Regions from separate parts of the Homo sapiens genome. Here region 2 is linked to region 1. Evidence: read pairs that join two places in POLR2A ChIA-PET (ENCODE). Cell type or tissue: OCI-LY7. All regions are shown on one strand. Each heading gives the region's core, and the rest is flanking DNA. Links, peaks and the distances in the headings are about the cores only. Region 1 overlaps SKAP1 (src kinase associated phosphoprotein 1). Region 2 holds the start of SKAP1-AS2 (SKAP1 antisense RNA 2).

The links. ChIA-PET counts read pairs that join two places held together with the same protein. Peaks named below come from ENCODE experiments on the same cell type or tissue, not always from the same donor. Only the 100,000 strongest peaks of a DNase experiment are listed, where the experiment ranks them.
Region 2: POLR2A ChIA-PET joins it to region 1 with 5 read pairs; 2 of 35 experiments call an interaction of 5 or more read pairs at or near these places.

Annotation. Positions count from the first base shown.
Region 1 is chr17:48,207,715-48,210,640 of GRCh38, reverse strand. All of the region lies in intron 4 of SKAP1 (src kinase associated phosphoprotein 1), which reads left to right. Among named protein-coding and RNA genes, the nearest start is that of MIR1203, 53 kb to the right of the region's middle. In OCI-LY7, for the core only: no CTCF peak of the experiment used is centred there; no DNase peak of the experiment used is centred there.
Region 2 is chr17:48,294,114-48,297,039 of GRCh38, reverse strand. All of the region lies in intron 4 of SKAP1 (src kinase associated phosphoprotein 1), which reads left to right. SKAP1-AS2 (SKAP1 antisense RNA 2) reads right to left here and starts at 2,693. Exons shown (of 2, transcript NR_131240.1): 1 at 2,525-2,693. In OCI-LY7, for the core only: no CTCF peak of the experiment used is centred there; a DNase peak (open chromatin) is centred at 1,469; H3K4me3 peaks cover 674 bases.

The DNA of each region.
Region 1 (2,926 bases), core at 145-2,644:
GTTTGTTAAAATTGCTGTGAGTACAAGTTGTCTTGGCTCTTTTCCAGGTCACCTTTGGTTACTTTGGTGCCTATAGCACTTCTCTTGCCCCTCGTGCTTGTTCTGATACTCACTGTCCAGGCCCTCCACCTGGGGGCCTCCCTGGGCCCACCTCACCAAGGCCCTCCAGCAAGCCATCAGGATGATAAGGACCTAACATACAAATCTACTCTGAGGCTGTGGTTCTTAGCCCTAGGTGAGCATCAGAACTACTCATAGAACTTTGTAAAAATAAACATGCCTCAGCCCCACTCCAGATAATCCTGAATCAGTATATCTGGGGTGCAGTTCAGGTATCTACACTTTTTTAAAAAGTAGACAGGTGATTCCGATGTGCAGCCAGAGTTACGAACCACGGCTCCAAGGTGTCGATGACTGATAATGGCTCCGTATAACAGTGCCAGCCACACACACGTGACCTCATGGATAAGCGTCGCTACCTGACATCTGTCAGTTATCTACCTCTACTCAGTGGTCTACCGCATAGGTACAGACAGCTGTGCCTTATCCCTAGGAGAGCTGGAGCTCTGTGCCTCCTCCTCCCAGTGATTTCTGATGTACTAGCTTGTTACCACACTGTGGATGAGAATATCTCGATTAATGTGCTACCTCTCCCAGAGGCATTTGTAGTTCAACAGGGAATAATGCTTTAATCTAAGGGAATGGGCCCCAAATGATGGAATTTCAGGAATTACAGAAGTCAGTTGAAAAGATATTTTGGAAGAGGGGCCCTTTTCCAGTTAACTTAAACACACACCATTTAAGCAGCACCAATTCTACTTATAAAACAACAACAACAAAACAACCGGGCCTGATTCAGAAGATGTTTTAGACTTCTGAGGGGAAAAGTATCTATTTCTTCATCTTCCTTCACCTGCTGTTTGAAATCACCTTCAGCCCTCACACTTTCTCTTACCTCTAGAGAAGCAGTGCTGTTTGCCCCTAATTCAGCCATAGTTAAATGGCAAGAGAGCTCATGTTAAGAGAGCACATTACACTCTTCTGAATATCCTTTCATACATGGAATCCAACCTTAGAACACAGAGCAAAGAGTCATTTAGTGATCATTCCCCTGTTACAGCACAGGCACAGTCAGTCTAATCAATATTTTCATGTATCTGGCCAGCTTTTACAAACCTGGGGTAATTAAGATTCTACAATGTCTTAGGTAATCCTTAATATTTCACTGGCTTTTCTTCTCAACTATTTTGTTTCTTATTACTTTTATCCTATCCTTCCAGACTCTGTAAATACAAACCTAATAGGACTATTATAAAAACCAAGTTAAATAGGAGGTTTGACAGTGCTCTAAAAAATTTTAAAGCCCCACATAAATGTATAATAATGTTTCTATAATAAGGACTGTATTCTTTGTGTAGCAGTACTTAAGTTTTTGATGGAAAGAGGAGGAGGAAAGACTGAGATGTAGACAGACTAATGCTAAGGATTGCCATGATAATTCCTTCTGTTCCTGCCTTGTCCACTTACTAACTAGGAGGCTTGAGCAAGTCACTTTAATTTCTCCATCAAGAGAAAAATGGTCATTTTTCTTATTATAGAAAATTACTCATATTATAGAGGTAGTGGTGAGGATTAATGAATCAAGGTATATTAGGAGAAGTAAGCATCCATAGATTTTGTAAATTCTGCAGAAAGAATCTGGAAGGGAGATTTAGATACAGGCCCAAGTCCTAGCTAGACATGGAACCCTGGCATCCAGACACTTGCCTCTCACTTCTAATTATTAGCACACTCCCTCTGCTAAATAGGATTAAAGGAAGAGCTTTTGTTCTTGTCCATTACAAAAACACATTGAATTGTCTATGGTGATTTTGTAACTGTCAAAGATTTGTTGCCCTGGAAATAAGGATTTGTAATAAGAGTGTTATCACACCTTTGTTGGTGTAAACTGTTCACTAGGAATAGTCAAAGAGATAAATGAAATATAAACAGGACAATGGGCTAAGTGCAGCCTCCCCTAATTGTTTATTTTCTTTCCAAACTGGCAAGAAGTTGTTGGAGTTTCATACTTCATTTTATATACAAATTGAGGTCCTGGGGGAGAGTATCCTTCATGTGAACAGCTCTCCCAGTTACAGGAGAAAACTGAGTAACAGTAAAACCCTCGGGGACATCATTTAATATTTCCAGCATTTCACATGAGCTACTGACACTTGGGTCTTCAAGGGGAAAGCTGATTTATACCTTCAGTCGTTAGACAATGTAAAGGTGAGGTCAGGCATAGGCATCCTTCATCCCTTTCCCCGGTGCTCACAGGTCCCTTGGGCAAGGTGGAATCAAAGCATTTCAAATGGTAGAGGTCACAGGAGTGACATGGTAAGAGGTAAGAGAGCACAGCCTCCTTCCTCTACCAGTGGGTCTAACGCCCATATATCTTCATATTGCCGTTGTTTCCACTTGAAAAATTACATGCAGTTGGTTTTACTTTTCCTTCCTTCCTATTCTGAAAACACGATTTCCACTCCCAATCTAAAGTATAATTTATGTCAAGACTAATGATTATGTGTTTCTGATTATTTTTTAAAAAGGTGAAACCTTTAACATAAATGCAAGACAACAGGTGTCCTGTTTTATAGCCTTGTACTTTTCCAACCCTATAAATTAAAATCATGTCTGTGCTGTCTCTGTCTTTGCACTGATCTGAAGTCATTCTAGGACATTCTAGGAATTCTGTGCTCTCTGGCACAAAACCTCCCACGTGGAAGGTTCCAGATAAATTTTTCTTGATTTGATTTGATCTACAGGTACTTGATCAAATTCTGGTCATGCCCAGTAATACAATAATACTTTGTAAATTGCAACCCAAGTTTATACCCTGGGCTTCTGACCCCAAATTTCATAATGGGATTCCATACCTTTTATTCCT
Region 2 (2,926 bases), core at 136-2,635, 86 kb before region 1:
TTTTTTTAAATCTAGAAATATGTGAGTTAGGAAAATTAATGTCTAACTCCTTAGACAGAGAATGCTCCTTTCAAGTTTGATAAAGGTCATTTTCAGGACAGTCTAAGAGAGGTTACAGTTCAACTTCCACCAGCAGGCCTTCAGAAAAGGAAAAATGGCTTCAGTTTCTGAAGCTGTAGTGCTTTTTTTTTTCCTAATTAAAGATGATAAAATGCAAATGATTACCTGTATTCTGAATATTTTATAATAATATTTTCTATTTTTCTCTGAAAAAATGAGGAAGTTATCACTTTTTCCCAAGACTGGAATGGAGAGAATACCAGCCAACCATGATGCAGTGAATGTGTGCCAGTGTCTACTCCCAGCTGCTCACGTAAATCTTTCCTCACAGCAGGATTTGAACAAAAACTTACCACTTAACTGAATAGTTCAAATGCTACTGAGTAGGAAATTTTAGTTAGACCAGAATATTTGCAAACTTAAAGTAGATACATGTATTCTGGCAGCATATATGGTATTTTGAAACATCAAAACAATTTTAAAGAAATCTATGCTCTTATGCCAGTCGTGGGTATTACTTGTTTTAGGACTTTGAAAGTATTTCTTTTATACTATAGCTGTTTTTTTAAACAACAACAACCACCTTGCTTCATTTTCCTTTTTATTTTTGAGCTGTTTGCAACCTATTTTCCAATAGTGAGAAACAATGCAATTAATTTTCTCCAGCGCAGTCATGCATAGATTTAATAAGCATCCGAAGGTAGGATCCATCTGTAAAGTATGCATTGCATGCTAAATTACTTCTCTTCTGTGGTTTTTTTTTCTTTCCAAACCTTAATTAATTGAAGAAAAAAATGTTTATTAAAGTGGGAACAGGCTGGGCTCTGGCTCTCCATCTCTGGTTCAAAAGTTCATACAATTCCCTGAAGGCTCATCTGAATGTGTGTGTCTCCCTCTCACAATCTTTCTTTCTCTGTCTCTATAGTAGGGATAAATGCCTAGAAAAGGTGTATTGTTTTGTTCCCAGGATCAATTTTAATAATCTTGAGTAAACTAAGTTTTTCTATATACAGATTTGCATATATCGTATGTGTATATGCATATATGTTTTGCATATATTATATGTTTACATAAATAGTATATACACATAGACACATAAATGTGTTATGTACTCATTTTCCTAATGCTTAGAATTTTAAAAAATTGGTATATCACTCTCGGTGATATCTTTAAACAGGATGTAGATGGAGACCGGAAGTATAATTCTACAGGTGGATCTCAGACAGGAAATTAAAGGAATTACGTATGAAAAGAAGCTAGATCCTTATGGATAAATTTGTGCCAGACACAAAAATATTAAATATATCCAAATAGAGCAATGTTTACCCATAAACAGCGAAAATGGAAAAAAAAAAAAAAGAGGAAGTGACTCACTGCTATGAGAGGCTTTGGAAACTGAAGACATTTCCTGATCTGCAGCAAGCTTTCTGTGACCTAGGTGAAAAACGGCAAGCTTATTGTAAAAGAAAAAAAGTATCTTTAAAGATGGACTCAGAATTTTTTGAATCCTTTCAATTGCTTGCCTAGGATGTCATGACCTTCCTTTTCTTTTTTCAAAGTATGACTTTTTTCTCCTTATCATATGCTACAATTTTTAGGTCCCTGCTTTAAAAAGAAAGGAAATACAAGTTGTAGTTTATGTTCAAATTACTAGTTTCTCTTTTTAGTTTAAAGTACAATAAGTCTTCTTCCTTAACACAAGTAAGGTTTGCACTGTCACTTCCAGATTTAGACGTCTATGGAATCAGAAAGCAGTGCTGAACTTGACTGTGATCTTGCCCGATTGAAGTCAACTTCCTTTGCCCAGTTGCTTCGTGCAAAACATAGTGATCATATAAGAGTCTAGCAGAGGGCTTTCTACAGGTTGTTTCATTCTCTGTTTTAGACTTTTGTGCCTAAAACTACTGGTCTGTTAGTCATTTAAATTTTTACAAATAGCCATTTAAGTTGGGAAAAAATAAGCAGTACCAAAAGCTATTTTACTTTGGCATAGATGCAGCCTTTGTCATGCTGGCTCTTTTTGTCACATAGGTGTACCATCATATACCCTTACCATGTGTCAGATGAGCCATGGGGACATTCCTGGAAAGAACTTTAAGGAATCAACATTCCATATTTTCCTCTCAAAGTAACTGTTGCTACTATATATTGACATGTCCAGATTTAGGCCACTTTTGAAAACTTGTGAGTCAAATCACATGGAGGTGATGCTGAAGTATCATCACCACGTAACAGCCATAATTGATGTCTTGGGAACTTGAAGACTATACTATATAGGTCATGTACTATGTAGGGCATCTATTTATGTGTATAACATGTCATAATTTCCCCACACCCAAATTTCTGTGACTTTTGGAGGAATCTTGATAATTGCTTTCTACACAGATTTTGGTTTAGACTTCTGCGAAAACCCTGAATTGAATAGCTGTGGGTTTCACAAATTACATGCATGTAAACAACATACCTTTGAAAGGAGGATGTGTGGACCCTTTCTCCTATATGCTTATGTCTCTGTTGTCGTAGATTGGCGTCCTTTGTGAGCTATTCAGTGACATTTCAGAACCATTTTGCTCTGCAGAAAACCCGCAGTTGTGTTTCTTTAGCTGACACTGTGGCACTTGCACTCGAAATTGCTAGTTAGAAAAAAAAATTGTTGAGGCCGGTGGCTGTAATCAGCGTTGTTGCTGTCTGTTTCCTCAGACTAATAGCAGAGAGATCCGAGTCTGAGAGTTCAAACAGAGGTTATCTTTCCCAGGTAGCATCTCGTCCAACGAGAATTTGATTTTTTTCTATAGGACTTTACTCCATTAGATTAATGAAATTTCAATGAGAGCCTGGCGCCCCCTGAAGCTTTGTTAAGAAAACA